Linked DNA regions of Homo sapiens: region 2 is linked to region 1. Evidence: read pairs that join two places in POLR2A ChIA-PET (ENCODE). Cell type or tissue: GM12878. All regions are shown on one strand. Each heading gives the region's core, and the rest is flanking DNA. Links, peaks and the distances in the headings are about the cores only.

Region 1 (16,171 bases), core at 2,641-10,640:
CACATCCCTAGCCAAAGCTGACCTTTCCAGCCTGCAGCTCCCCAGATGGCTCTGACGGCAGATTTTACTGCCCCCTCCATTCCCAACAAATGAATGTTAAGGCCTCAATGAATTGGTTCACATTGGAAGTTACAGTTTTTCATTGCCATGAGCATTTTTAAAATTTAATCCCCCTCCCGTCTTTGTATTTGGTCTGTAGTACTGGTATTTTTCTTTTTGCATTTGGATGTTCAAACATGGAAAACTACTTTCTGCTTAAAAACATTATTCTGACCCCCTCAAATGGCAATTCTACCTTTGTCACCTAGAACAGAGATGACACACCTTGATTTCCTGTCTGGAAGATGTGTTCCTTTTTCCCTCACAATCTGTTGCCTCCCTATTCTTGTCCCTTGTCCTTTTAGCACTTTAAAGTTATTCTTAAATTTACAACAGGAAGAAAAGTAATTGGGTCATCATGATTTTCAAAAGCCCTCAAACTAGAATACATGTCCTCATTTCTGGGCCTCTGGGCTAGTTCTAAGGAATTGATAGCCTCATAGTAAAAGGAAGTTTCTTTCTAACAGCTCATATCATAGAAGAAGCTACTGGCTTAAGAAAGTGTAGGGAGCTTATCCCAGGTTACATGGCAAGAGTGAGACACAGAACAGGGACCAGAACCTTTGCTTTCTGAGTTCTTTCCCTACTGTAGCCACACCCAACACCAGTGCCAAACTGTGCCTGAAGCTTAAAAGGCCTGCTCACTCTCACCATATTGCATTAGCATATTAAGTGTGCCTAGTACGGTGCCTGGCATCTAGAACAGGACTGGCAAACTTTGTATGTAAAGGGGCCAGATTGTAAATATTTTAGATATTGCTGGCCACATATGATCTCTGTCATACATTCTTGTGTGTGTATGTGTGTGGGTTCATAAAACCTTTAAATATGTAAAACCCATTCTTGGCTTCTGGGCTGTACAAAAACATGTTGTAGGTAAATTTGGCTCGTAGGCCACAGTTTTTTGACTGATACATGAATTGGAAGGTGCCTAATGTTTGTTAGTTGATTGTAAGACGAATGTGGGGGTTAACTGTTCATTTTAGGATCAGATAAAATGGTTTTAGTGAAAGTGCTTCCGACCCAAAGGCACTTGATAAATGTTAGTAATTATCACCTTCTGGGAGCTTAGTTCAATTGTAGAGTTAGAGCGTGGACCAATGAACCACTGTTTCCATGTTTGAAAAGCACACCCACCTGAGCCAATGTTACCTAAATCATAGTTTTCCATTTTCTTCATGAACCATATGGAATTACCACTGTTGGATCATTTTTCATGTACAAGTATGGCCAACTCCGTGGTTCAACCTAATATGGTCTTCCCACATCACCCAAACAAGTTAATACATGAATGTCAGGCTAAGAGATTTACTACTTTGTATTAGGGAATGTAAGCGATTGTCCTCTTATCCAGGGACACGGCACGAAGAAGCCAAGTTCATTCCCGATGTCATGGGGCCAGCTAAGATCGGGACCTGAGGGCCTTATCACTAGCTTGCCTTCTATACTACAAAAATAGAGTTTGGCAGCACCCTGGGGCACTCCACCACTCCCTCCCCACCCAGTTCAGGATGCCTTTCCAGCTCTGTCATCAATATGTAGCTTTGGTAGGTGTCTGTTGTGAGTTTGGATGCTGGGAGGTAGAGGCAGGAGTCTGGGAATGGAAATAAAATTGGTGACATGTGGGAAATCAGGTCAGATTATGGCCACAGCTCCTTTGCACATGGTAGGTCTATAGTTGATTTAATGATTTGACTTCTGGATTTCTACAACTTAAAGGAGGCCCCAGGCTGGTCCCAACAGCTAATTGAGGCCTGTTCTCATTCCCTGAGTCAGACTGTCCCAGTGGACTCCCCCTTATTTCATCGATGTCATTTCAAAGAACAAATCCTTATGGTTTTAGGAATCTTTCCTCTAAGACATTAGGAAAATTATCCAGACCCTGTCATTTGGCGAACTCTAAGATTCTATAAAGATCTTGCATTCAATTCATGTTTATTTGGTACTCATAAGGTGCTAGGTGCTCTTCAATCCAAATTAATGTTCTTCAACCCAAGTGAGCTTTAACATAAATTCTTCAATACAAGTGAACAAAACAAAGATTCTGGTCCTCTTGGGACTTACATTCCAGTGTCAAGAACAGACAATAAACAAATAAGCAGGAAAACCATCGGGTGGGCTAGATGATGATTAGCTCTCTAGAGATAAGCATGGAAAGAGGCAAGGAGTGAGAGTTACAACTGGCTTCCGTAATCAAGTGACAATTGGGCCAAACTCTGAAGGAGGAGCGGGGGCATCACGCAGGTATCTGCCCAGGGAACAGCACAGTGGTGGGGTGTGCGGTTGCCGGGGCTGTTCATGGAGCAGCCAGGAGACCCATGTGTTTACAGCAGAGTGAACCAGGGGGTCAGAAGTAGGAGTTGAGATAGGAGGGGTTGCAGAGGCCAGATTCTGGGGGGTCTCACCAGTGATTTTCTCAAAACAACGTTTCCTTTGTTCACTGCTGGGTCCCCAGTGCCTCGCCAGCTCCTTGGCACTTCAAGGAGACCCTCAATAAACCCCTTATCTAAAAACAGTGCATGCGCAGGCCACTAAAATGGGTGCGGAAAGGCTTGAATAACTCAGACACAATAGTGGAAGGTTACACCTTAAGATGGCACTTCTAATTTCAGTTTGTGTTTTCTATTTCAATGCAAAATTTATAGAAATACCAGAACAAATAGAACTAAGACTTATATCTCATAAGTTAATATATCCTGCTTTCTTTGGACAGATCTGTTATCTTTTTTATAATTACATTCTTTTTGGGTTTTCTCTTTGGGTTGGAGGGATTATCCTTTTGGTTCTGATGCCCTGCTCATATTTTGGGCAGGTTCCCTACCTGTTCTGCTTCCAGACTGGGTTCCGGACCAGCCTCCTCTGTAGTGTGAGTTACATTATAATTTGCAACACACAATTCGGCACCCGATTTCCAGCATCAGTGCCTTTGTCTAATGGAATCGTGGGCCTCCATGTCCTCTTTCCTTAGTGAGGTTATCAGCTCTTTCGGGGCCGGGCAATGTCTTACACTTCTTGCACATTCCAGGAACAAACTGATGTGGCTGCCATAAATACTGCCAACGGATTTTGATAAACTCATGTGTGTGTGTATGTATGTTAGGAAAAATAGTTTAGATATAATCCTCTCTGGAACCAAGAAAACAGAATATATTAACTTTCAAAATATCTTTCATTTCCTCAGTAGTCGCTATGCTCCATGTGTCTGATCTGTCTTGTCAGGTAGAGAGCCTTGTGGGAAATGCCATTTGCTCCTATGGGGAGGCAGTAGGTATGGTAGAAAGGGCATTGACTTTGGTTTCAGAAGCTTGGGTTGAATCCCAACTCCCTAATCATTTTTTTTTTTTTTTTTTTGAGACAGGGTCTTGCTCTGTCACACAGGCTGGAGTGCAGTGGCAAGATCTCGGCTCACTTCACTGCTGCCTTGACCTCTCAGTCTCAAGCGATCCTCCAACCTCACCCTCCCATGTAGCTGAGACTATAGGCTTATGTTACCATGCTTGACTAACTTTTGTAGCTTTTGTAGGATGGGGTCTCACTATAATACCCAGGCTGGTCCTGAACTCCTGGCCTCAAGTGATCCTCCTGCCTCAGTTTCCCAAAGTGCTGGGATTAAAGACATGAGCCACCACAACCGGCTCTTAGTTGTTCTGTCTTGGGTAAATATCTTAGCTTCCTTTAACCTCTGCTCTCTCATCTGTAGAATGGGGATGGTTATTACCTCTCAAGAATGTTGCAAGAAATGAAAAAATAATGTATGTAAGACAGTGCCTGGCACTTTGTATTTAAGAAATCATAGGTATTGCCAAAGGAATAATGACAAATGGAAACCATAGCAAAGTTTAAAAAATTAACTTAAATAATATTTTTGCTCCTTGACACTCTATCTTCCAGAGAAGATAAATTAGGAGTTAGTATTAACCATCTAGAAACTTCTTTTGTGGATTTCTGGAAGCCATTGGGAGGGGTGGGGTGAAGCATTTGAAACATAGGGATTAGCTTGGGTAAAATATAGTTTAAGAAAACTGGGTGCATTTGGATCACGACCAGTTCATTAAGACTGAAGGTTCACCATGAAAAGGACCAGGTCAGGGCCAAGGCAGCAGAAGTGGGCAGTGGCCACATGCTGAAGACCCTGGAGCTTCCTGCTAAGAAGACAGGATTTTATCCAGTAGGCAGTGGGGAGGCATTGAAGGAGTGTGTTGGTTACCTGCATTTATGACTTTCCCACCATCTTGTCTTTCTTGTGATTATATTGTACGACAATGAACTATTGGAAGTTATCACACTTTTATAGTAGGTCTAAGAACACACATATGATACTGACTTTTGTTAAAATGGGGAGTATTAGCCAGGTGTAGCGGCTCATGCCTGTAATCCCAGCACTTTGGGAGGCCGAGGCAGGCAGATCACTTGAGCTCAGGAGGTAGAGACCAGCCTGGCCAAGATGGCGGAACTCCATCTCTACTAAAAATACTAAAAATTACCCAGGCGTGGTGGCACTTGGGTAGGCTGAGGCAGGAGAATCGCTTGAATCCAGGAGGTGGAGGTTGCAGTGAGCCAAAATTATGCCACTGCACTCCAGCCTGGTTGACAGAGGAAGACTCTGTCTTTAAAAAATAAAAAGGGGGAGTATTTGTATAAAAGCAACAACATAATTTTAGTATTCATGTTCTTTGATGTAAAGTTATATCTTAAATGTCATAGAGTCATGAGATAGAATGCCAGAGATGAAAAGGAATTCAAGAAATACCCATTCTACAATACCTTGCCAGAAGGTAAGACTGAGGCCCAAGAAATTCACCTTGTCCAAGGTGATTATACCACCTGAAGACATGACAGAAGGCTTTGTAGTTGCTCTTTATCACACACTTGTTCTGTTCCAGTCATTGTGCTGGGCACTGCATCTACATTGCCTTTCACTCACAAGGAAAAGGATTTTTTCGCCCATTGTATAGATGAATAAACCGAGGTGCAGATACATCAAGAACACACAGCTTATTAAGTGGTGGTGATCAAATTCACTTTTATCTCCATCTAAAGCCTAAGTTCTTATCACCGTCCCACATGGCAACATATTAAATAGTGAGGAATGGGACGTAAAGTCAGTACTTCTCTCTTCCAGCCACATTTTCCACCTGTCAACCTTCCCCAAAGTTGAGTTCTAATTTAAGCCAGGCCAGCACTGTGTTGGTTACATCATGTTGACCCACAAAGAATTGCTTTTATTGTCTTCCCCTTTGGTGGGCTGTTGATGCTGCAAATTTCTACGAAGGAATAGACCTGTACAGAAGGCATCACTTCTGTGGGCATTTTATTGGAATGCTCTTTATTTCATCACAGAGTAGCCTCATTATGAGGAACCCTGGGTGAAATTCCTGTCTTTCTCAGTTCAGGATTAACTGGGCTTCTCCTAAGAACTCGGCCTGTGGGCATATTGTCTCTTGGATGCTGTAAATGCTGTGACTGATCAGGTTTCTCTTTTTGCACTGGTTGTTAGAGCTGTCTGATCCCAAATGTGAATCCCACCCATTGTGAACAGACAGAACTTTGTGGTATGCATTGCTGCGTTACAGTCTCACTCCTGGCTCAGTTTCAGGTTCCAAGTCCTACATCTTTTTTTCTCATCAATTTCTAATTTGTTCTTCCCTGATCTACTGTATATAATCTGACAAGGAACCTTGAATTGTTTTCAGAACAAGGTGAGGTATAAATAATTAAACAGAAATTTTAATTCCATGTTGAATCTCCAAACCATTTTGTAAAACCTGGTAATGGACTCAACCTGCACAATATTCCTATCGATCTTGACATAAGGAATAAGAAGCTAAGTTATAAACTCCTTACACAGAGCAGTCACCCTGGGAACACTGCAGGACCCAGGTGGGGACATCCAGGAGATGGAACGGTTCCCCACTGTCCCGTCCAAATGAACTAGGATGCCATATCCATCCTACCTAATTAAGGAGTTCTTGAAAACAGGGCCTTTTTCTTGATTTACAAACCCTCCTCATCATCATTTATAGTGCACTGATATGTGAAGGCAGGGAGGAGAGACACTTAAGGGAAGATGGGTATTTCCTTAGATGACATTGGTGAGGGCAAGTGTCACCTTCACACAAGCACCTCCGCTCAGATAGCTTGTTAAGAGTTAGGTGGCAGCGGATGGAACATGCTGTACTTATCGACAAAGCACTGATATTATCCATATTTGTACAGAAATTCAAGGACAGGACATAGATCAAGTGAGCCCAGTAGCATGTCTTTAACATTTGCTAAAAGATAAGCCTGCTGTTGGTTTTGATGCATAAGAAACTAGGGAAATCCAGTTTATTTGGGAAAAGGGTTTTTTGCAGATGTAATTAATTTCAGGATATAGAGATCAGATCATTCTGTATTATCTAGGTGGGCCCTAAATCCAATGACAATTGTTCCTAATAAGAGAAAAGTAGAGGAAGATTTGGGACACACAAAGGATTTCTGGCGATGAAGTCAGAAGCAGAGACTAGAGTTACGCAGGCACAAGCCGAGGGGCGCCTGCAGCCACCAGAAGGTGGAAGAGGCAAGGAATGGCTCCCTCTTAGAGCCATTAGAAGCAGCTATTGCTCCTAGATTTCAGACTTCTGGCCTCCAGAACTATGAGAGAATAAATTTCTGTTGTTTAAGCACTAGGTTTGCACCTTTTGTTAAGGCAGCCCAAGGAAACTAATACAGCCATCAATTCCCTCCAGTCCTCATGAAGCTCCCTTAGACTACAATCTTCAAACCTCCTTCTTCATCGAGTTCATTCCAGTGACTGCATCCATCCCCCTGAAGCTCTCACCCTCCAGCCTGGACTCCTAACTGTGCCCACACTCCAGATTCTCAGTACTGCTCCAGACAGGTGTCAACCCGAAACCCAGATCACCATCCCTCCCTTTTCCCCTCTGTTCCTGCTGTCTGGCAAGAGAAACAAATAACTATGAAGATTTGGCCCCCAAGAGTTCTTACTGTCAAGCTTCAACTTACTGCCCAGGATTAAGAATACTTCTCTTTCATGTGCTTCGGTCAGAAGCTTCCTGATTTAATCTTGCACAAGAAGACTGAGCCTACTGGGTGTAGGTTCTAGAACATTCCCTGTACCCCACATTAAGACATCTTTCTCAAAGGAGGAGATTTCTCTCAGTTGAAAACAACCGTTTACCTGACCCTGATGACCCATTTACCCCCTATTTTGTGTCTCTCCTTTCTTTGTGGGATTTCTCAGGCCAGCCATTTATGCCAACTACCTCCATTTTGTCCTTACTAACAGTTTCCGTAACCCACGACAGTCTCACTGTTTTCTTTACAAATAGGGCTCTTTCTCTCTCTCTCTCTGATTTGTTGCTGGAGAAAATTTGCTTTTTCTTATCCTTAAAAAAAAAGAAATTGCCGGGCGCGGTGGCTCACACCTGTAATCCCAGTACTCTGGGAGGCCGAGGCGGGCAGATCACAATGTCAGGAGGTCAAGACCATCCTGGTCAACATGGTGAAACCCCCTCTCTACTAAAATACAAAATATTAGCAGGCCGTGGTGGTGCACGCCTGTAGACCCAGCTACTCGAGGCAGGGGAATCTCTTGAACCCGGGAGGCGGAGGTTTCAGTGAGCCGAGATTGTGGCACTGCACTCCAGCCTGGTGACAGAGCAAGACTCTGTTTCAAAAAAAAGAAAAAAAAAAAATTGGCTGGGCATGGTGGCTCACGCCTGTACTTCCAAGTTTTGGGGAGGCCAAGCGGGGAGGACCGCTTGAGCCCAGGAGTTTGAGGCCAGCATGGGCAACAAAGTGAGACCCCCATCTCTAGAAAACTTAAAAAATTAGCTGGGTGTGATGGCGCATGTCTGTGGTCCCAGCTATGTGAAAGGCTGAGGAGGGAGGATCATCTTGAGCCCAGTAGTTCAAGGCTGCAGTGAGTTATGACTGCACCATTGCACTCCAGCCTGGGTGACACAGCGAGACCTTGTCTTAAAAAAAAAAAAAAAAAAAAAAAAAAAAAACCCAAAAAACAAAACAATGAATACATAAATGAATAATAAATAAAAATTTCAGCTACTGCCTTGATCTTCTTGTCTCTCTGACAATGACTCCTGGGATATTGCACAATTCCTAATCACCTTTCTTCTCTCCTGCCTCTCTGACTATTCCCTTTCTTTGCTGTCTCCTCCTCCTCCTCATGCCTCCAAGGGTGTCCTTATTGACAAAGCACTGATATTACCCATATTGGTACAGAAATTTAAGAACAGGACATAGATCAAATAGCCCAGTAGCATGCCTTTAACACTTGCTAAAAAGGTAAGCTTGCTGTTAGTTTTGATGCATATGAAACTGTCTGTCTCCTCTTCAATCTTAATACAACTCCTCAGAAAGCTCGCCATTTTAATGACTGCAATAGTCACAATATTAGTCCTTATTCCTAAACTTAGGTGTCCTGTTTCACACCCCAGTGCCAGTCCATGTCATTGCCAACTGGGTATTTTTTACAAAGATGTCTCACATCACCTCAAACTCAAGCTATCCCATATCAAACCAACTTCCCTATCTCGGTTTCCACCACCCAGACTTTTCTTCATCTTTTCCTTCATCATGAGTCTACTCAGATACCTAGTCTTGTCAGCTTTTCCAATAAAGTTTTGCTCATACACTCTCTCTCTTCACACTTTTGCCCGTTCCAGACCTTCATCACTACCCACTTTTCACTATGCAAGGCACTGTCCTTATTTAAACATGCCCCCATCTGCTCCCAGTAGACTGCAAGTTCCCCAAGCACATTCATTTTGGATCTCTGGTGCCTAACACAGATGTAAGCCCATTGAGACTCAGTAAATGTCTGCTGACTGCATGAAGAAATGAATACATAGATCACTGCCTGTATTAGTCTGTTCTCACACTGCTGATAAAAACGTACCCGAGACTGGGTGATTTATGGGAAAAAAAAAAAAAGAGGTTTAATAAATTCACAGTTCCACGTGGCTGGGGAGGCCTCACAAACATGGCGGAAGGTGAAAGGCACGTCTTATATAGCAGCAGACAAGAGACAGAAAAAGAGCCAAATGAAATGAGTTTCTCCTTATAAAACCATCAGATCTCATGAGACTTATTCACTACCAGGAGAACAGTATGGGGTAAATTGCCCCCATGATTCAATTTTCTACCATGGGGTTGCTCTCACAACACGTGGGAGTTATGGGAGCTACAATTCAAGATGAGATTTGGGTGGGGACAGAGCCAAACCATATCACTACTGGAGCCTCTCTTACCTGGTCCCTTCCTCCCTCCCTCAAATTGTCTTGTGATCCCTGCATAATATACTCTTATTCTTAAATCTTGCATTCTTTTAAGATCTTGAAGAGTAGTCGTCATTATTCTTATTTTATAGATTGAGGAAACTAGAAGCTCAGACAGGCTAAGCAACTCACTCAAGGTCCCAGAGCGAGAAAGTGGTAGAGTCTGGATGGAATTCCATGCTTTTTCATTTGGTATGTGCTGCCTCCTTTGGGGCAGTGGTGGAAAATTATGTTGGGTAGAAAATCCCAAATTATACAGGACTTTGAAAGCCAGGTGGAGCAGTCTGAACTTGACCCAGATAGGACTAGTCTTCAGTAACAGAGGGGCGACAGTACATACTTCTTAGCGTTGTTTGGAAAATCGAGGAAAAGCCCATATAATACAAAGCAGCCAAAATAAAGCCACCATTGTAGATTCTCAAAGATGGTAAAGTTATTACTTTTAATGTTTTGTTTGTGCACGTCTTTACTCCCAGCTAGATTAAAAGCTGCTTGAGGGTATGGGCCACAGGTGATATTTTTCTTTTCTTATTTTTATTTTTTTGAGATGGAGTCTCACTCTGTCGCCCAGGCTGGAGTGCAGTGGCGCAACCTCTGCTCACTGCTACTTTCATTTCCCAGGTTCAAGTGATTCTCCTGCCTCAGCCTCCTGAGTAGCTGGGATTACAGGGGCCCGCCATCACACTCTGCTAATTTTTTGTATTTTTAGTAGAGATGGGGTTTCTCCATGTTGGGCAGGCTGGTCTCGAACTCCTGACCTCAGGTGATCTGCACACCTTGGCCTCCCAAAGTGCTGAGATTACAGGCATGAGCCACCATGCCCGGCCCTTTCCTTTTCTTTTTAAAGATTTGTGTTATTTATAGTGGCTAAGAGTGTGACCCTTGGGTCTGGCAGGCACAGCTTGGGTGTCCTCTCTACCAACTCTGAAAATGCAGGCACAAGTCTGTCCACCTTGCTGTGCCTCAATTTCCTCGTTGGTAATTTGGGTTTAAGAATAGTGCCTACTTAATAGATTACTGTCAGGATTGAATGAAATAGTATATATAATGTGCTTGCCACATTACTTTACAAAATTACTTTCGTGCCTGCCACAAAGTAATTCTGAATAAACAGTAATTACTATTACTTTTGAATTAATAGTAATAGTGATAATAGTAATAAAAGTAATAGTAATAGTTATATAGTAGTTATACTAATTAATACTATAATACTTATAGTAGTTATACTAATATAATAGTTACTACTTTTATAATTGTTATATTTACTTTTATGATATTTTTGGCTTGAAGGGAAATTTCTTTTAGAAGTCAGGGTTAGAAATAGCTTCATTGCTCTTGATGGACTGCTGCTTCTCATAGCTATACAAACTAGGTTTCTCTGGCTGCCAGGTAGCTCAAAAGTAAACTTGAAATTTAATCATGGCAGCTGTTAGATACTAGTATTCAGAAAATATATCTGACTTCTCCTTTTTTGAGTTGTATTTCCTACTTCCATCTCTGTTTCTCTATTTCACTAGTATTGTAAGCTGCCTTTCAAAGCACTTCTCTTTCAGTCATTGCTTTTCACCCTCTTCTTGGTCATGGTCCCCTTGACTGAACCCTCTCTCTGAGAAATCTACATGTATGTCCTAACTCTCCCCACTACAATTTTGCATCTAATTTTAGGACACTCCTGGGCTTCCCAATGTCCTCTCCAAATAGAAGCCCCTGATTTAGGTGGTGACTGGATAAAATAAAAGAGAGAGGAGACAGGAGGAGGTGGGGCGGGAGTGGAGGGATTAGGAAGAAATATCACAAAACCTTAGCTTTGAAAGAAGCCTGTGAGTCATGCATGTGACTTCCCTCGGGGCTGGAATTCCCACTCTAAAACACCTGCTGCTAAGGGACTAATAGCTCTTCTTCCCCTTGCACCTGGGGGAGGCTCCTGCTCCCAGAACAGTCCACTGCAGAACTGGCAGCACTCCCTGGCAGAATGCTTCTCCTTCCTCTGCTGAATTGGCCACCTCATCCCCTACAGAATCATGCACACATCTGCAGGCACCTCTTCAGCTACCGGAAGACTGTTTTCATGGTTGCTAGATCCTTCTCTTCTCTAGAGCAAACAGCTGCAATGCTTTCAGTCCTTTCTTACATGGTAGGGTTTCACGGCTCCTGCCTGATTTGGTTGGTCTATACCTTCTGTGGGATCTGCTTTTCAAAGCTGCCCTTCTCGCGTGGGAGTGGAGCTCAGGAGCCATATTTACACCATGTCCCTCCACCCCCACCTCCCACCTGTGGCTGATGGAATCCAGGAGAACCCTAAACCTAGATAAGAGGCCAGTCATGCATTCTCCCCTGGACATTTGGAATTGGATTCAGGGTCACTACTTAGTTTCTGCTGGTCTTTTGCATGCAAAGATGTAACCCTGCTGTCTCCTCTATGCATTCAGAGGTGTCTGCATAGTGGAGAAAGCCAAGAATAAAGTAGGTTTAGAGGCAGAGAAGAGAGTGCAGGTGGCATTGGAGAGGGAAAGAGAAAAGAGAGTAATTGCTAGTTCTGGACAACTCTCCAGTTCCTGGTTCCATTCTTCTTTCAATCTTGGCTGCCCTTTTGGGTTCCATGAAATATCCCTGTGACCTTGTAATAAATGCCCCTTTTCGGTTTAAACCAGTTGAAGTGAGTTTCTGTTAAGTGCAAAGTCAGTCTCCTCCTCTCCTCTCCTTTGTCCCCCTCCCCAGCCCTCCCTTCCTCTCTTCTCATTTCTCCTCCCCATAATTCTTGGGTTCTCATGACTTTCATTTATTTCTATGCCTTTCCACCGTCCACATTTGCCTTGCTGCAGATCAAATCTCTCTAGCTATTTAATCCTGAAGCTCTGCTTCTCTTTTGAATAGGGAAGCCTGGTCTCTCATTCTAACCTCACAGTCTACAAGGCAAAAAACTCCTTTTCCTTTAAACCTCCTTCACTGGCCACTGAGATCAATCAGTCCTGACTTTCGTCCTTGTCTCTGGCTTCCGATTGTCCTCCAGGAGTTTCAAGATCCCTACATATTTTGTAATCCTCTCTCCAACCATGGCCTCAAGATCTGCCTGTTTCCTCTTAATCTCCACAGCTATATTGTTGCCCTTGTTTGTGATTACTGGGATGTTGTCCTCCCTAGTCTGTTGGCTAGCAGCTTCCTCCACCTACTGTCACTTTACAATGCTTCCAAAAAATGATACTTCCAAACAAGATGTTGCCCTATCCGCATAAACCTGATGAAGATGGCTGTATTCCATTACCCAGCTATGGTCACTTTAAGCTTCTCTGGGGGTGTTCATGTTCTGGTGCACCTATGATTAGAAAGAGTGGAATAGTCACTGTCCTGATCAACCACCTTTAATGCCTCCTTATTTTCCTCAGGATAAAGTTCAAGCTTCTTAGTCTGACAAAGTTTTTCCACATCCTGATTTCTACCAACATTTTTTAGGGACCCTCTTCTCAAGCCAGACCATCTACCCATTGTTTCCAAATTTCACTTTGGGCTTTCTCACCTCTGGGCTCTGCATTTACTGATTCATGAGGCACATGTTTGTTGTGGTACCAGGCACTGGGGATGAAACTGTGAAAAAGACAGTTGGCTATCAAACATGCTTTCACCCCATGCCAGTCTGGAATGTTTTCTTTATCTAGGCCATTCCTTTTTACTAAATTCTACCCAACCTTCAAATTCCCACTAACATTCATCTCTTCCACAATCACCTCTGCCTGAAATGACCTCTCTTAAACTCCTGTTTGCCTTTTCATTTGTACCCTAAAGTTACTTAGCACTTAATACCTGGATTTGAATCTGCACACTATGTCTCCTGGACTGGATTTCAGATCCTTGAAATGCAGTGTCTACTTCTGCTTCAGCTGCCCACGGGCCTTTGCACACAGCAGGATCTAAATAAATGCATGGGATTTATTGCTGCAGCTTAGAGTCAAATTTCCTTAAAACAACCACAAGTGAATGTGGATATGCATTTCCCTCTTGGTTGACTTGCCTGAGATTTGGTGTGTCCATTGGTTCAACATTCGTATGCTTAAAATCAACCATGTCCTCCATGCTTCAACATGGAAGAACCTTGAAAACATACTATATAAAATAAGCCAGTCACAAAAGGATAAATATTGTGTGATTCTGCTTATATGAAGTACCTAGAGTAGTCAGATTTATAGGGACAGAAAGTAGAATGGTGATCACCAGGGGTTGGGGAAGGGAGAATGGGGAGTTCATGTTTAATGGGCATAGAGTTTCAGTTGAGGAAGAGGAATGCGTTCTGGAGATGGATGGTGGTGATGGTTGTAGAACAATGTGAATGTGGTTAATGTCGCTGAACTGTAACGCTTAAAATGGCAAATTTTATGTTATGTATGTTTTGCCACCATAAAAAAAAAAATCAACCCAGTTCTAGGCTTTGTGAAAGTGTGGTCCATATCTCCCACCTCTCTGGACTCCTCCCATCGCTTCCCATTTCTAGTCATTTGGTAGCACAGAATAAATACTTAGGGAAGTGAAGTGCATGGCATTATTTCCTTGGAACTGAGAAGGCAAATTAGACGGGGAATCCTTGAAAATGCTTTATACACTTCTCACGTTTCACCTTGTCGCTGTCTCTTCAGGATGTGAGTGGAAAAAAGTGTCAAACCTCAAAGCCAACGAGAGAAGGTGTTTCCTGAGCTCAGATGAAGAAATCTGCAAAATTAGGAAATAATGTTTGTGCCAATTCTGGAAGCTCTGGACAGGCTTGGTTCACCTCCAAGTGATTTACCTGTGGCTCTCGATGATTATTTACTTGCCTATTCAGTTCAAGACAATCACAGGAATGTACGGCCCATAAACTAGAATAGCTATGAAACACAGGCTGCCTTTATGTTGAAACATAACTTTTGCATTTTTTTTTTACAAAGGGAAAATACATTTAATATACAGGCTCAGAGTGATCACTCTGTTCTTACTGCCTCCTTTTTAATATCAGAGTTCAGATCGGATCTCTTGCCTGTCCTAGGTCTTTGCCCTTGTGGCTGATGAAGCACCCAGGAACAGATATTTCCCCCAGACTGAGCCCTGCTGGGGAGCTCTGAGGCCCCTTTGTTTTGCTTCTTCTACCACCCCCATCCACTGTCCCATCCCCCAAGGTTTGGCTGCTTCATTGTTTTGGGGGGCTTTTCATGGCAGGTGAACATGGAAGTGGGGTCAACTATGCGAGTAGGGAGAAGGCCATGGACTTGAAGCTGGGCCCACTGACTCTGAGTCCAGGCTCCACCGCACACCAGTGCTGACCCCAGGCAGGGGACATCATTGCATATGTCTATCAGATGGGGCTAAGTACATCCCTCTCCTTGAGTTCTCATGAGGAATAGAAATAAGGAATAGCTGCACAGGGCCTGGCATTGGATAAACAGTTGTAAAGATATCAAGATGATCACTTTGAAGTAGTCTGCACTTTTTGGGGAATGGAGGAACCTAAAATTGAACATGGGCAATAAATCAGATGAAGGGGAAGGTTGAGTGGTACATCACCATCTAGTAAGGATAAATGTGTACAAGTATCATAAATGGAAAAAAATTTTTAAACATCTAGTAAGAGTGGAGGAAAAGTGGAACCTGAGAGTCTGTGCAAGTCAGGAGCACAGACAACTAAGGTAGACACCAGTGGCCTGCAGGTGAGATTGTGAGGGGTGTCAAAGGTCCCTTTGAGTCTGGGTTGGCACTGATGAATGAAGAAGCAACAGTTCTAAAGCTCGGAAACATGAGCTGGTGGCTAAAGGCAAGTATCTGGCCTCTACTGCCTCTAGTGCTAATGGGGAGAGCACATCGGAGCACTGACTTTGGAGCCACACTGCCTGGGTTTGACTCTTGCCTCTGTCCTTAGTAGCTGTGCAACCTTGAGTAAGTTACTTAACCTCTCTGTGCTTTCGTTCCTTGGAAAATGGAGGTAATAATAGTACCACTGTTAAGGTTGTTGTGAGAATTAAGTAACATTACTATACGTAAAACTCTTAGAATACTCTCTGACACATAGTGAGCATACAAAAAAGTGATTCATTCTTCTTTCATTCAACAAATGTTTATGGTTTCTATGCTAGAAACTGGCAAAGTGGCTGTGAGATGATTTACAGTCCCTGCCCTCATGGGACTGAAAGCCTGGCCCCCAACTATCCCTTCTTGGTCCTTGACAATGGCTGAGCCAAAAGAAGGCTTCGGTGTGAATTCTCGGGGCTGCGGTAAGAACTACGGGTCTTTTCTCTGCTTTCATTTATTTCTTGACTTACCTTCTTTTGTAGACTGCAGGTAATTGAGAGTTGTTGGGCCATTCTATAAAAGGCTTACAGATTTGAGGATACTCAATCAATGCTGAATAATAACAAGATAAATGTATAATGTATAAACAGATTCTGTTGGGGTCTTCACATTCCTTCATCTCATTAATATATATGGGAGTGTGCTTCCGCTGCTTCGCTCCCTGATGCAGACTGTCCTCAGGTTGGCAAGGAGTGGGCAGGCCCTGCAGAGTCCCGCCTGAGGCCTGGCGAGGCTCAGATGCAAGCTCAGGATCCAAGCAGGTATCTTCTTTGTAATTTCCAATGGGTTTTCTTTGACTTGAGAAGAGACCCTTCGCTGACCTCTCACCATGGGTCAGGCCTGCTGCTAAGCACCTTCTTATGCTATTTTGCTTTATCCTTAAAACAACCCTGCAATGTAGGTTCTATTGGCTTCTCTAAGTCACACATGTAACAATTTGCTCAAGCTTACTCAGTACAGCTGGC
Region 2 (16,171 bases), core at 2,841-10,840, 1.0 Mb after region 1:
TGGGGCAAATGCAAGATAATATGACAAAAAAGGCATATTTCAAAATAACTAAATCAAAATTATATAATTGAAGAATAGAGCTATGGAAATTAGAAGTTTATCAAATGGTCTTAAAGTGATACACTCAGGTCAAGAATAGTAGTGATCTGGGAGACAGATTTGAGATAATACGGTGGTTTAGAAAATGGACTTGAGCCAGGGTGACTGACTAGGTTTGAATCTTGACTCCACTATGCGTTTCCTGTGTGACTTTTAGCAAGCCTCTCAACCTATCTGCTTTGGTCTTCTCATTTGTAAGATGAGGTAAGAAAAGCACCTACTGCATAGGGCTGTTGTGAAAATTCACCTGGCCAGCAAATCTGATAAACTCATTGGAGAGTAAGAAGTGATAGCTGTTTTGGGTTAATATGGTTATTACTTTGGGCTTGATATTAAAATATCATGCGTACTTCAACAGTCTGGTAAGGCAGGCATATTTTAGGGTTGGGGTAGACATCTTAGATTCTGATAAATCATCCCTTTCTGGCCTTCCACACTTTAGTGTTCATTCATACAAGTGACATACTTCTTAGCTTGGCAACACAAGATTCTCCATGGTCTTACCCCTACTGACTCTTCTTATCTTACCTCCTGTCCCCATACTCAATATTCAATTTATTTCAATAATCTGCCTCCGATTCCCTAAACATACCATTCTCTTTCCAGCCTCTATACCTTTGTTCATGCAGCTTCCTCTGACTGGGTTTGTTCTTCACTTGGCTAACCCCTCTTTTACTTAAGCACACCTTGAACATTCCCTCCTTCCCCATTTCCCCGCAGTGCCCCTAATGGACATACTTCTGAATAACACAGGTGGTATTCCTTCCTTGTTGGAACCTCCTGGAGGAAGAGACAGATGATTAACAAATCCTTCCATCAACCCCTTTGACCATGACATCAACAGTGCTCCAAATTATGGGGTACCGTATTAGCCTATGTCTATCTTGATCAGAATCCTTACCTCGGTGTATTGAAATTATCTATTTCGTGCCTGCCTCTTTAAAGTCAGGGTTTGCCTTATCTATTGTCTAACACCATGCAGTAGGTAACATGCAGTAGGAAACATGGCATTAAATTATTTGGGTTCAAATCCCAGTTATGGTGTGTAAATGCCTACCAGGCGTGAGGCACCTGCTAAGCAGGTTGCACGCATCATTTGAATTCACACCACCCTTTGCAATAGAACAGATAGGCAACAGAGGCTCATTTGGGCTAAAGGATTTGATGGAGGGGAAGTGCCAGGATTCCCACCAAGGCCTCAGGGCCAGGTCCAAGGACCATGTCTGTTGTGACAACTGAGTGCATTCATATCCCCTCCTCCTGTGGGGCAAGTTCCCTCACGTGGAGAAGCAGTAAAATACAATCCATCTCTTGGTGGGCTTTAATGCCTTCCTCTTCACCCAGCTGCTGTGTTCCACCTGTCAGTCCCACAGCAGCTCCCCAGCCACACTCAGGTCCCAGTGTTCTGTTACATGAGTCCAGTCACTGGCATTAACCAGTTACCTGTCTATCCTTTCCAACAGGAAATGAAATTTAAAAGAGACAAGGCCACCCTGGAAGAGCCGCTGAAAGCTACTATTGATGGGTCAAGGGGGTAATTTCTGAAACAACTGCTTCAGAACCAAATACTGCCTAAAATAAATGGATCTACAGGGGCTCAACCTCAGCTTCCCCATAAGAGTGTTGGGGTGGGTGTGATAAGGGCCTATTTCCCCTTCTACCATACTCAGTCACAAGAGGTTTCAGAGGTTCTCTATAGAAAGCCAAATGTTTCTTTTGGAGAAGGGGCTGGAAATTGCTCCCATAGGCAGCAGAAATGGAGGGAACCTACTACTTAAAAAAAAAAAAATACTGAGGCCTGTTTCCAACTGCAAATAGTTCTCTGTGCTGACAGACTATATATATATATACACATACGCACACTATATATATATATATATATATATATATATATATACACATTTTGTCCTGGTTTGCCTTTTCAAATGGCTTTCTTTACCAGGTTGGAGCTTTAGCAGGGAAGTGTGCAGTGTGGGTCTTATAAACATGGGCTCTAAAGTTACTATGACTCTGAGCTTCCTTTTGCTCACCTGTGGATGGAGATATATGTATCTGTTACTGTATTAATCCATTTTCATGCTACAGATAAAGACATACCCGAGACTGGGAAGAAAAAGAGGTTTAATGGACTTACATTCCCACATGGCTGAGGAGGCCTCACAATCATAGGAGAAGGCAAGGAGGAACAAGTCAAGTCCTACATGGATGGTGGCAGGCAAAGAGAGAGCTTGTGCAGAGAAACTCCTGTTTTTAAAACCATCAGATCTCATGAAACTCATTCACTATCACGTGAACAACACAAGAAAGACCTGCCCCCATAGTTCAATCAGCTCCCACCAGGTTCCTCCCACGTCACATAGGAATTGTGGGAGACACAATTCAAGATGAGATTTGGGTTAAGACACTCAAACCATATCAATTACCTAAGGTGGTTTTCCTAGCCAACTAGCATGTCTATGGGATTCATGCCCATGTTGTGATAGGATAGCTGCTTGCTCGGTCACAACATACAGATACATCTTAGACTCAGCCCCCTGGCCTGCCTCTTCCCTCGAAGCTTCACCATCAAGGCCTATGACCAGGTTCTCTAGCTCAGGAGTGGTTTGCTCCCTCTTGTCCCCACTCTGTTACTTGATTTGTCCTTGGCACATGGTCTATTTAAATGGTATTGACTGGCCTATAGCTTAGAGCTTGATGCTTAGCTAGTCAGAATGGGGTGACTGAGTCGTTTTCTTGTGCTTTAATTGTATATATTTGGAGCTATGGGTTGAAGGTGGTATTGTAAGGATAGACTGGATCTTGCCTTGGCTCTTGGCACGTGGCAAGCTGATGAACAGTCTTCCTAGGACTGGGGTGTCTGAGAGCTTATCCATCCTTGTGTTCCAGCTTCAAAACTGGTAGCTGGTTGGGGTCGTAAGCAACATCTTTCTAATATTGATAGCACCATTTTCTTTAAAGGTTGTCACCTTGCCATTATCAACTACTAAAACACTTAGAGCCTCTCTAACCTCATATGGAAAATAGAGGAGTGATATGTACTTGAAAGGGCTGGTGTATGAATTAAATAAAATATAAATCTCATCACAGTCTCTAGCATATATAGGTGCTCACTACTGGTAGTTCTCTTGACCGCCCCCTCCCCACCAACTCCCTTCTGTTTCCCAAGGGGAGGGCAGCATGATTTGAGGAAACAGCACTTTAACAAGGAATCTAGGTTCTAGTTCCAGCTCAGCTCCATCACCAGGTCAATGACCTATTTAAGCTCTGGGCCTCAGGGTTTTCACCTGTTGAAAGGGAGGCATCAATCCTTGTTCTGGCTGCATTACCCATTTTGAGACTCCAATGCTGCGTGAACCAGTATAGTAGCCACTACCCACCTATGTCTATTGAGAATGTGAAATGTGGACAGTCCAAAGTGAGGGGTAGCATCAGTGTAAAACACACTGGATCTCAAGGCCTTAATATAGAAAAGAAAATATCTTACTAATAATTTTTACATTGATTACATGTTGAAATGATATTTTCATATATTGAATTAGTAAAATACATTAAAATTAATTTATAGTACCTGATCCCTTTTAATGTGGCTAGCAGACAGTTTAAAATTACACTTCTCACTTACATTTGTGGTTCACAGTTTATTTCTATTAGATAATGCTGCTCTCAGGAAACAATTGCTGGAACCTTAGGTAAATGTAACCTGTTTCCTCCTTGCAGCAAAAGGAAATGCTCTCATATCCATTCCAGCTTTAAAATTCTAGGAACTACTTTTTATAAAAAGAAATGTTTCTAAACACTGATTTTGTTTGTGTGTGTGTATATAATGCTTTATGTACCCTAGAACTTAAAATATAATTATATATATATATATAAAGATTTTATGTGTAAGGGATTATCATTACTGATTATAGTCTGATCATTATTATAACTAGATTACAAATTGACCACTAATATGATTAGAGACAAGCAATATCTGGAGTAATTTCTCATCTGTGGAGAAAAATATTGTGGGTTAAAAGGCGAAAAACACATAGGGATTATTATTTTTTTTTTCTTTTGAGACAAGATCTTATTCTGTCGCCCAGGCTGGAGTCCAGTGATGTGATCATGGCTCGTTGCAGCCTCCATCTCTCAGTCTCAAGCAATCCTCCCACTTCAGCCTCCAAGTCGCTGGGACCACAGGTGCACCATGTCCAGCTAATTTTTGTATTTAGAGACGGGGTCTCACCATGTTTCCCAGGCTTGTCTTGAACTTTTAGGCTCAAGCAATCTGCCCCCTCGGCCCCCCAAAGTGCTGGGATTACAAGCATGAGCCACCACACTCAGCCAGGAACACCTTCCTGATAGGAGAGCAGGGATTTGGATATATGCGGGGAGCTTCTTGCCTGCTGTATATCTCCTGTATCCCTTTGCTGGCAACCAGCTCTTATTCCCTTTGCTTACACCCAGTATAGAAGCATGCAACATGAAAATCAGTTCCCTTTGACCAAGCAGCTCTCTCTCTCTAAGACCGGTATTAATCCTTTTTGACAAGTCTATTCACTTTAGGGAAAGGCATTGGCAAGATGAGGGATATGGAATTCTATCCGGAAATAGAGGGAAAATGACCGTTTATGGTCCATCTTGATTCTTCAAAACCTGCTCAAAGGGGAGAGATTTGCCATCAGCCCCCCTGCCATCCAGCCATCAATGGAGCAGAAAGGGTCTTCCTCACCATGTAGGGGTCTTTCCAGCCGGTTATTCCAGCTCTTGGCACCCAAGCCCTCCCATCATTCCTCATCTCCCCATCTGTGCTGTTAGGGGGGCATTCAGCCTAGAGGAACGAGGCCCTGTGGGTGCTCTGCAGATGGCTGTGTGAGCAGCATAGAACCCCACCTCCATCCTCCCAGCAACCGCTGCCCCAGCCCAGGCAGGTGAGCAACCGAGCAAGCTTGGAAGTGTTTGTGCTCCTGTTTTTACCATTTAGAATGAGGAGAGAGCTTATCTACCTTATATCTTGAGTCTCAGATTCCTTACTCCCTTGGTACTATTTTCAGTAATTACTGGCTAAGACGAGGCACATTTCTGGACTCATAAATAATAAGGCAGTCACAGAGAAAGAGTGTCTGGCTTTTTCCCAGGCTGTTTTTTCCTTGCCTGTGTGTCTTTTAGTTTGGATTTAAGCCTATCTCCTCCTGTTGCACCCACTTCAAAAATGGCTTTACAGTTTGGCCTCAAGGTACTTCCAGAAACCTATGGACTAGGGTCCTGCTCACAGGGATCATGGAAGTCTTTCCTAGCCCTGGGCCCACAGCTTTGGTTAACCTTATCTAAAGACTTGCTGGGACTTTCGGACTTAAAAGGTCTGCTTGGCTAAAGGGAGGGGAAACGGAGATTATACAAAGTGCTTTACCATGGGGCTCCTCCCTCAGTTTCCTGCTTCTCCTTCTCCACCTTTGCTTGTTGTGCTCTAAAACACAACATCCTATTTCAAGCATCTGTGCAAACCTTACTATTTGCTCTGATGAGAACACCCTCCCCCAACCTTTTGTCATTGTTAAAGACCCAGCTCACACTTCACCACTTCCAAGAAGACTTCCCTGACTCCACCTTCTCCCACTGATGATCACACCTTGTTCCTCCCCATGCCAGGTGATGCTTGTTTGCATGTATGTTCTTCCTCTTCTTCTCCCCATTCTTCTTCTTTCCTCATGCAAGAAATTTTATTGAAGATCTTCGTCATTTCAAGCAAGGCCCTCATGTGTCTCCCATTCAAAGAGAGGTTGACCAGGAAAAGCAGTATGGAGAGGGCTTTGAGAGAGAAAAGAACAGCGTGTCAAGCTGTGAACTTCTTGAGATCAGAAGTCATGTCTTCTTTATGCATCCTTATCTCTCCAACATCTAGTGCAGTTGTTTGAATAAAGAGAGAAATGAATGAGTGGTGAAAATCAGAATACGGGAGCCGAAAGTTACTTTAGAGTAGCTGTCCTCAAGCTTTGGTGGGTGTTAGAGTCACTTGGAGAGACCCGGGTTCGTTGAATCAGGCTAGACCCTATTCCCCTCCATTGTTACCATCTTCCAGGTGACTCTGATGCCCACTAAAGTTTGAGGACCAGTGATAGAGCAGTAATTCTTAACCTCAGCTGTAATTGGTATCACCTGGGGAATTTTAAAAATTACTAATGCCTGGGTCTGTTCTCCTCCTCCCCTCATTCTTATTTTATTGGTCTGGTGTATAGCCTGTGATTTGAGAGGTTTAAAAGGTCTCCAGGTGATTCTAGTGTGCAACAAAGTTTGAGAATCACTGCTTTAGAGTTCTTCTAGGCTAACCTGCCTTGTAGTTTGACTCTTCATGATATTCTAACAAGTGATTAATACAAGTATAGGTGCTTGGCACTTTGTCAATTTCTGTCCTCAATTTTCTGAGGTAATGTAGACAAGACCTGGGCTTGGAGTGAGAAGTCCTTGGTTTATATTTAAGCTCTGTGGCTAACTCCAGATTCTTGAATATTAAGATCTGGATTTTTTCCCCCATCTGTAAAATGGGGAGAATACCAGCCTTCAAGTGTTGTTGTAAGTACAGAATGTAATGACATATGTGAGACGGCTAAGCACAAGCCCCAGAACTCATAAAATAAATACAGAAAAGGGTAGATTGATAGTGATATTGATATATTTTTAAAATATCTGAATGTGTTGGCATAACTCCATCACTTGTTCCTTATGGACATCGGGAGTAACACCTCCCTTTCTCATGAAATAATACCAATTATTAATAGCTACCATCTATCGAGGGCTTATGATATGCCAAGAACCATGTTAAGTGATTTACATGGATTGTCACATTTAATCCTCATAAAAATTCTGAGATACTGTGACAGATTTACAGATGAAAAACTGAGCCTTAGGGAAAAGTCGTATTTTGAATAGTGACATCCTGCCTGCAAAAGATGTGTCCATGTCCTAAACTCTGGAACCTGTGAATTTTTCTTTATTTGGAAAAGGGGTTTTGCACATGTAATTAAATTAAGGATCTTGAGATGAGATTATCCGTCATTATCCCCAGAAGCCTAAATGCCTACAAGTGTCCTTATAAGACAGAGACAGAGGGAGTTTTTAGATGGACCCACAGAGGAGGAAGCAATGTGAAAATGAAAGCAGAGATCACGTGATGCAGCCACAAGCTCAAGAATGCCAGGGCCCTCAGAAACTAAGAGACAAGGAATGAATTCCACTCCAGGGCCACCAGAAAGAGTGTGGCTCTGCTGGATTTTGTACTTCTAGCCTCCAGAAATGTGAAAGAATAAATTGCTGATGCTTTAAGCCACTAAGTTTGTGATAATTTGTTAAAGTAACATCAGGAAACTAAGAGAGATTTAAGCAACTTGCCCTACGTCACAAAGCAGTGAACCCAGAATTCAAACCCATGTTCTTAATCAATATATTATGTTGCCTTTAAGCTGAATTGAACTTTGTAATAAAATGTCTTAGGTTCATTTATTCAACAAATGTTTATTCAGTGCCTACCATGGACGAGGCCTGTACTGGCTGAAGATACAAAAATGAAAAAGGCAGAAACATTCTTCCCTTTGGATACTCTACAATTTAGTGGAAGAGAAAAACTTTAGACAAGGTTTTTCACATACACAGAAATACTGAAAATCATTTAATTCCAGCAATGATAGGTGCTGCAAAGGAGATGAATGAAAAAATAAGACTTATCCTGGAATATAGGATCAGATCCATCCTAGGTAGGCCCAGCTAATGGCTGAGGTAGAGGTCAGCTCTTCATTCCCTCTGGCCTGTTTACTGAGGGTTTGAGGGCTTACAGCTCCACTTTAGCCCTCCTGAGCTTGCAGAAGTTGGTCCACAAACAGATTATTTGGGGATAAAGACCCACAAAAGAAGAAAGGCAGTAAAGAATTCAGCAGACGGCGAGCTCTGCAACCCGTTGCAGACATTATTATGAGGCAGTGGAGTGTGTGAAAACTTCTTTTAGACAAACTTCGAAAATGTTGTGTTCCTGTACCAAGCAAGATTTCCTGTAGGGTCATGAGAAGCTCACTAATCATCTCTTTAGTTCCAAGCTATATTACTTCAGGGAAGTTTCTGTCAAGGCTTCATGCTTAAGTATCTCTTTGTCTGGGTTTATTCTGTCAAATGCTTATTTGCTTAAAAAAAAAAAATGCCCCAAGCCTTAGTTGATCTAGCAGCTTAGGAAGTTCAAATCCCCGCATACCTCAGAGGCCTCCTAGCCTCTGCCCTAATTGCTGCAAATAACTCATGATTTCATTATCTGTGGGCCCAAAGTCAGACCAGACGAACTCTGGCCGTTGGACTATGGTTGTATAGAATTAAAACTGACTTACAAGATTTTTCTATCCATGGTCTTTACTTGTCTTCTGAACTCAGAGACCTGAATTCTTCCCAAAGATCCTTCCTAGGACTCTAATTTCAACCCCAATGTCCTCAATAGTTACATTCACTTATACATTCAACAGGTATTTATGGAGTACCAGTCATGTGGCAGGCACTGTGCTGATACAGAGGTGAAAATACAAAATTCCTGTCTCATGAACCTCACTTTCTGGTGGAGTTAGCAAATCCCTGTGTGGGAAGTACTATTATACCTGACACTTCCTGAGCACCATTTAATGTGCCATAAAAACTCTGCAAGGTAGGTACTATTATGTTCATTTCACAGGCAGGAAAACAAGTTCAAGGTAAAGTGACGCAGCTAGTAAATGGCAGAGCCAGAATTCAAATCCAGGCTTTCCTGGCTACCAAGTCCATGTTCTCAGTGACTATTTATTTCTAAAATAATAATCTGTGTGTATAGGGAGGAAAGAAGGAACAGGCTTAGAAGGCTTTTTGCTGGTAGGATATCCTTTCTGGAAGGGGATATTCTTGATTACCCTTAGGTGGTTTTTCTTATTTGTCTTTTTTCTTTGATTTTCATACTTTCTTTAATAAATATCCTATACTCTTATAGTCAGATAAAAAATAAGTAGAAGACATAAAAATTGTAAAACTCATATATACCCCCAAAGAATTGAAAACAGGTATTCAAACAAATGCAGGTACGCACATATTCATAGCTGTATTACTCACAATAGCCAAAAGATGGAAGCAGCCTAAATGTCCATCAGTGGGATGACTGGTAAACAAAGAGTGGTACAGACATACAATGGAATATTATTTGGCCATAAAAAGGAATGAAGTTCTGATACATGCCATAACATGGATAAATCTCAAAAACACTATGCTGAGTGAAAGAAGCCAGACCTAAAAGGTCACGTGTATGATTTCATTCATGTGAAATATTCAGAAGAGGTAAATGCATAGAGGCAGAAGTTGAATTGGTTGCCAGGGGCTGGCTAGAGTGGGAGAAGGGAGCAATTGCTTTATAGGTACACACTTTCCTTTTGGGCTGCCAGATCTGTTTTCCAATTAGATAGAAATGGTGGTTGTACAACATTGTCAGTATATTAAATGCCACTAAATTGTTCACTTTAAAACAGTTAATTTTGTGTTAAGTGACTTTTGCCAAAATAAAACAAAAATAAGAAAACTCTAAATAAACAAAACAGTCACAATGAAGAGCTTTGGTCTTGCTATTCTTCTGTACTGCCAGGTCTCTGAGGGCTACAAAAATGAATTTAACATTGCAACGCTAACTGTTTTTACTTAGTGCTACAGCCCCATTTCCCCGTAAGAGCCCTGGCATGTCCACTAATAAGGTAACCCCAGGCCATTCACTAAACCTCTCTGGACTTCTTGTGTCCTCAGTTGTCACACAAGGGTAAAAATGTCTACACGAAGTCATTCCCAGATCCTAATATGATAATGTTGTGCTTCGTAAAATGTAAATTGACTTGAATATATGTCTCTTTATTTTTACATCAAGAAACAGTAGGTGATCTGAAATTATCTCTGCTTACCAAGCATCTGTGTTAAAAGAACTGTGAGCATAAGGGGTGAAATCTTGGTAAAGTGTCTATTTAGAGGCCATGCTTTCTGTTGATGTTGACATTGCTGTTTTTTGTTTGTGGGGGTTTTGTTTTTGTTTTTACTTTATAATAACATTTATTTATATAAAAAGGAATGTTTGGGCTGGGGCTAGGAGAAATGTTGAGGTAATGGAAAACTCTAATAATGCGATCATCTATTGAAGACACGAGCTCAGGGAAAGCCTTTCTACTGGTGACAGGCATTTTTCTGCTAAGGATTCCCAATAGGAATCAAATACTGCTGAAGATAGTAGAATCAGACTTTTGTGCTGGATCGCAGGTAAACCCTGGGTAGACCTTGAGATACTGCCCTTGCAGTGGTGCTGAGTAACAGAAGGATGCTAGCATCCTGCATCGAGTCAGAGGAGCTCACTGTAGCCCATCCCTCCAGTCCACCCAGACTAGCTAGACAGTGCCTTCTTAGCTCTCAGCAGCCCTCATCCTACTGAGAGAGGAATTTGGAGAAGACCTGGGGAAACCTTGAAAGACCACCTCAGAATCCAGCTAAACAGCTTGGGTCCTCTTTCCCAGGGCCAGTTGAGGCAGGAGACTAATAGCAGGAAGAGAGATGGCTCCCAGCTGTTCAGCTCTTTTAAGGTAAGGTGGGCCTGATGTGTCACCTGTACTGTTTATTGCCCTTATCCTTAAATAATTTTCTTCCTTTAAAAACAAAACAAAACAAAACAAAAAACTAGCTCTTGCAATATCTAAACATATTTATTTATTGTAGAAAATCTAGAAAGTAAAATGAAGCCAAAATTATGTTACTGCTAACAGATACTGTTTGTCTTTTTAATGCATATATTTTTACAGATATATTTACTGAAAAGGAATCATATTGAGCCATTCTCTTTTGTAAACAACATTTGTCCCTTAGAAACAAATTCGCAAGCATCTTTCTGTGTCATTAAATATTTTTAACATCATTTTTATTGGCCATATTAAATGTTGATATGGTTTGGCTCTGTGTCCCCACCCAAATCTTATCTTGAATTGTAATCCAAATTGTAATCCCCACGTGTCAAGGGAGGGACATGGTAGGAGGTGATTGGATCATGGGCGCGGTTTTCCCCATGCTGTTCTTGTGATAGTGAGTGAGTTCTCATGAGATGTGTTGGTTTAAAAGTGTGTGGCAGTTCCTCTCTCTCTTTCTCTCCTGTCACCTTGTAAAGAAAGTGCTTGCTTCTCCTTCACCTTCTGCCATGATTCTAAGTTTCCTGAGGTTTCCCCGGCCATGTGGAAATGTGAGTCAATTAAATCTCTTTTCTTTATAAATTATCCAGTCTCAGGTAATTCTTTATAGCAGTGTGAAAATGGACTAATACAAATGGGAGCTGGGCGCAGTGGCTCATGCCTGTAATCCCAGCACTTTGAGAGGCTGAGGCAAATGGATCACCTAAGGTCAGGATTTCGAGACCAACCTGGCCAACATGGTGAAACCCTGTCTGTACTAAAAATACAAAAATTAGTAGGGCATGGTGGCATGCACCTGTAATCCCAGCTACTTGGGAGGCTGAGGCAGGAGAATCACTGGAACCTGGGAGACGGAGGTTGCAGTGAGCCGAGATTGCACCACTGCACTCCAGCCTGGGAGACAGAGTGAGACTCCATCTCAAAAACAAAAAACAAAAAACAAAAAAAACAAAAACAAATGTGTTCCATTGTAGAGGTATTCAGTAATTTACTGAACCTATTATCACCTATTGTTGAAAAGTTAGAATTATTCTAGCTTTGTGTTATAAATAGTAGGGTGATGATAAATGCCTTAAAGGGCCCAGGACAGTACCTGGCCTCATGGAGGTACCTACTACACAGTGTTCTCTTAAATCTCTCTGCATATTTACATCCCTAGCAACAGTGCAGGAGAATGTCCTATTCTACTACTACTTACCTTCACTCAAACTAAGTATTGTCATTTTCTTGGTTGTTGTCAATTTTAAAAGCAAAAAAATGGTATGTCATTGTTATTTTAAATTCCATTTCTTTGATAACTAAGGTTGAATTTTTTATGTTTAGTAGCCAGTTTATCTCTAACATATTAATTTTTCTCATTCTACTATTAAGATACTGATCTTTTGTTTGAAATCTGCATTTTTTCTAGTTTAACTTTTAATTTTGTTTGCATGTATATTTTAACATGGAAAAATTTTATTTTTATGAAATTGAATCTATCAATCTTTGGTGTCATGCTTAGAAAAGCCTTCCATTCTCCAAGATGATCAAAACAGTCACTTATATTTTCTTTAAGGTGTTATAAGTAATCACTTCCTTTTCAGTCTGAATCAAATTGAGCAATATTTCCACCCCTAGGAAGGGCAGCAGATTAGTCTGGTGCCAGAGACAACTTTTCTCCACAACCTAGACTCAGGGAATCTCCAAGTTGAATGACCTCTAGAAGTCGTATAATGTGAGCTCCTGGCTGATAACGTGATTCCCGTCTTCCAGAAGCCTGATAAGTGGTGGTTCCTCGCTTCTGTACTACTGGTGGGAGTATAAACTAGTACAACCACTATGGAAAAAACAGCATGGAGATTCCTTAAAAAACTAAAAATAGAACTACCATTTGATCCAGCAATCCCATTACCCAGAGGAAAAGAAGTCATTATACAAAAAGGATACTTACACACACATATTTATAGCAGCACAATTTGCTGTTGCAAAAAATGTGGTATCAGTCCAAATGCCCATCAATCAATGAGTGTATAAAGAAATTGTGAGATATATATATATGTATATATACATACACATATACACACATATGTACATATATATATACACACATATACACATATATATATGATAGAATACTTCTCAGCCATAAAAAGGAATGAATTAATGACATTTGAAGCAACCTGGATGGAAATGGGGACTGTTATTCAAAGTGAAGTAACACAGGAATGGAAAACTAAACCTTGTATGTTCTCACTCATAAGTGGGAGCTAAGCTATGAGAATGCAAAGGCATAAGAATGATACAATGGACTCTGGAGACTTGGGGGAAAGGGTGGGAGGTGGGTGAGGGATAAAAGACTACTAATTGGGTTCAATGTTTACTGCTTAGGTGATGGGTGCACCAAAATATCTCAAATCACCACTAAAGCACTTACTCATGTAACCAAATACCACCTGTTCCCCCAAAAGGTATGGAAATAATTTTTTAAGTGGCGTTTCCTTCTAGCTCAACACTTTCTTAAGTGACATTACACAAGAATAACCTATTCTTCTTTTTGAGAAACTCTAAAATTAGGTAGGCCTTTCTTATGTTGAGCCAACTTGTCTTCATTCTCACTCTTCTGTGTTTTATTCCCTCTTCTGCTCAGAAAGTGGCTGGGGGCTGTTCTCTGGACTTTGCAGTAAGATTGGCCTGAGTTTCTAATCTTATACTCAGTAGCTGTATGGCTTTGGGTAAATTACTTGATCACTTTGAGCTATAGTTTTATCATCTATGAAATGGGGGTTCAAAAATTACTATTATTACACATTCTAACTTTGAGACAGACAAAGCTAAATGCTGGAGCAAGTGGGCATCAATGCTATTTTATTTAGCAGTTATGTGTGGTCATTTTAGACTTGATTATGACTCAAGTTTTCCTTTAGTTCTATGCTTCTAAACTGTGTATGCTGTATTCAAAGCAGTATCTTGTAGTATAATTTATGCTTAATAAAGAAAGCCAAAATATATCTGTACTAGTCCATTTTCACGCTGCTATAAAGAACTGCCCTGGGCTTGGTAATTTATAAAGAAAGGAGGTTTAATTGACTCACGGTTCCACATGGCTGCGGAGGCCTCAGAAAGTTTACAATCATGGCTGAAGGGGAAGCAGGCATGTCTTACATGGCGGCATGTGAGAGAGAGTGTGTGAACGGGAAACTGTCAAACACTTATAAAACCATCAGATCTCATGAGAACTCCTTCATTATCAGAAGAACAGCATGGGGAACCTCTCCCATGATCCAATCACCTGCCACTGGGTCCCTCCCTCAACACATGGGGATTATGGGGATTACAATTCCAGATGACATTTGGGTGGGGACCCCAACCATATCAATATCTCTAGATAAAATTGTAAATACTTTGAAAAGAAGCAAGAAGGATCAAAATCAGTGTCATAATATATTAATACCAACAATCTGTTATGAAACTTATTGTTACATAGATGTGTCCTCATTAGTTCCAGTGTTCCTTTGAACTTTGGATAAAATGACAAATAGCCTTTCAGACCTTGTCTGTTTTTAGGTAGAGGACCTGGTATATGGACACCTAAACCTCATGAGGTTGATTTGAGAATTACAGGAGATCATGCAGAGCTCTGATAGTGCATTTTCATTATGATGTTATTGCCCACAGAATCTCTTCTTTCTCTGACTAAAGTTTCCATTCATTTCATTATCCCCTTCCTAGCTTGTTTTCCAGATCCTTCCCTCATAAAAGGTGGGCTCCTGGAGTGAGCACAGAATACTTTGTGCTGCCACTTCATTTTGCACTTTTTTTCTGCTAATTCATTTTATGCTTTTATTTCTCAACCTAAATTATCTGCTGCTCCATAACATCAACTTATTAACTTATTGTTGACTTTTAATCAATGGCAATTAACTAAATCTCCTGTGAGTTTCTTGCGGTTTTTACCATTCACTTGCATCTCCCTTTTCTCATACTCATTGTTTAATTCTCATCTCTCATTGTATAATCGGTGTTTTGTGTCCCAGCACTCACTAGAAGCTATTCCTATTATATTTCAACATGTTAGATTTGTCATATTATTTGATGCTATCATTTTGCATGCTCATAACATCCCAACTTTGTGTATGATATTAATTTCGTTCTTTTTCTTTTTTTTTTTTTGAAAGAGTCTCACTCTGTTGCCAGGCTGGAATGCAGTGGCTTGGTCTCAGCTCACTGCAATCTCTGCCTCCCAGGTTCAAGTGATTCTCCTGCCTCAGCCTCCTGAGTATCTGGGATTACAGGCACCTGCCACCACATCCAGCTAATTTTTGTATTTTTAGTAGAGATAGGGTTTCACCATGTTGGCCAGGATAGTCTTGATCTCCTGACCTCATGATCTTCCTGCCTCGGCCTCCCAAAATGCTGGGATTACAGGTGTGAGCCACTGCGCCTGGCCTTAATTTAGTTCCTATCTAAGATGTTGATATGGCTGTTGGCAGGAAAACAATGTAGACAGAGCCTCTATCATGATTATACCTTGTCTTGTTGCCAGTGTGGAGAACTGCCTCTCTTCTCTTACAAATGCATGTAGTTTAGATTTTTTAAAAAAATTCTTTTCACTGATTTCAGCATCTTCCTGTTTCTCTGAACTTTAAGGTCAGCATTCCCATTTTGTCACATTAATTCACTCAACAAGCATTTGATGAGCTATGTGCCAGTTACTGTGGTAGGTGCATAAATAAGTAATATGCATCTGTCCTCAAGATGCTCACAGTCTAGTGGAAGAAACAGATCAAATGAATTGGGCACATAATAGGTTTGGGGAAGTTTGGGTAAGACTTTGTGGAGGTGACATTTGAGTTGGGTATTACAGGATGCATGGGCGTTTGCTAAATAGGAAGCAGATCAAGGACACATCTGGCCATGACCCACATCTCCTCTCTTTAGCCCACATGAATGCCAATATTGCATGCATATTTTCTCTCACAGTTGCTGCTGTTTTTCTGAAAGCAGTGTTTTCTCATTCACAATTAGATTTTTGTTCTTGGCATTCTAGAAGATGCAATTGCCATCCAGAAATGCTAAGAAGAAAAAATATGCACCATTCTAAGAGGACTTAAAAAAAATTTTTTAGATACATAGTAGGTGTATATATTTATGGAGTTTTTGAGATATTTTGGTACAGGTGTGCAATGCATAATAATCATACCATGGAAAATTGGTTATCTATTCCCTTAAGCATTTATCCTTTGTGTTACAAATAATCCAGTTATACTCTTTTAGTTATTTAAAATGTACAGTTAAATTATTATTGCCTATAATACCCCTGTTGTGCTATCAATACTAAGTCTTATTCATTGTTTTAAAAATATGGAACACTTCATGAATTTGCCTGTCATCTTTGCCCAGGGGCCATGCTA

What was found. ChIA-PET counts read pairs that join two places held together with the same protein. Peaks named below come from ENCODE experiments on the same cell type or tissue, not always from the same donor. Only the 100,000 strongest peaks of a DNase experiment are listed, where the experiment ranks them.
Region 2: POLR2A ChIA-PET joins it to region 1 with 7 read pairs; 2 of 35 experiments call an interaction of 5 or more read pairs at or near these places.

Annotation. Positions count from the first base shown.
Region 1 is chr1:62,980,082-62,996,252 of GRCh38, forward strand. No RefSeq gene overlaps it. Among named protein-coding and RNA genes, the nearest start is that of LINC01739, 24 kb to the right of the region's middle. In GM12878, for the core only: a CTCF peak has its summit at 9,621; no DNase peak of the experiment used is centred there.
Region 2 is chr1:64,012,779-64,028,949 of GRCh38, forward strand. All of the region lies in intron 2 of ROR1 (receptor tyrosine kinase like orphan receptor 1), which reads left to right. It also overlaps the pseudogene RNU6-809P. Among named protein-coding and RNA genes, the nearest start is that of ROR1-AS1, 91 kb to the right of the region's middle. In GM12878, for the core only: no CTCF peak of the experiment used is centred there; a DNase peak (open chromatin) is centred at 7,193; H3K27me3 peaks cover 123 bases.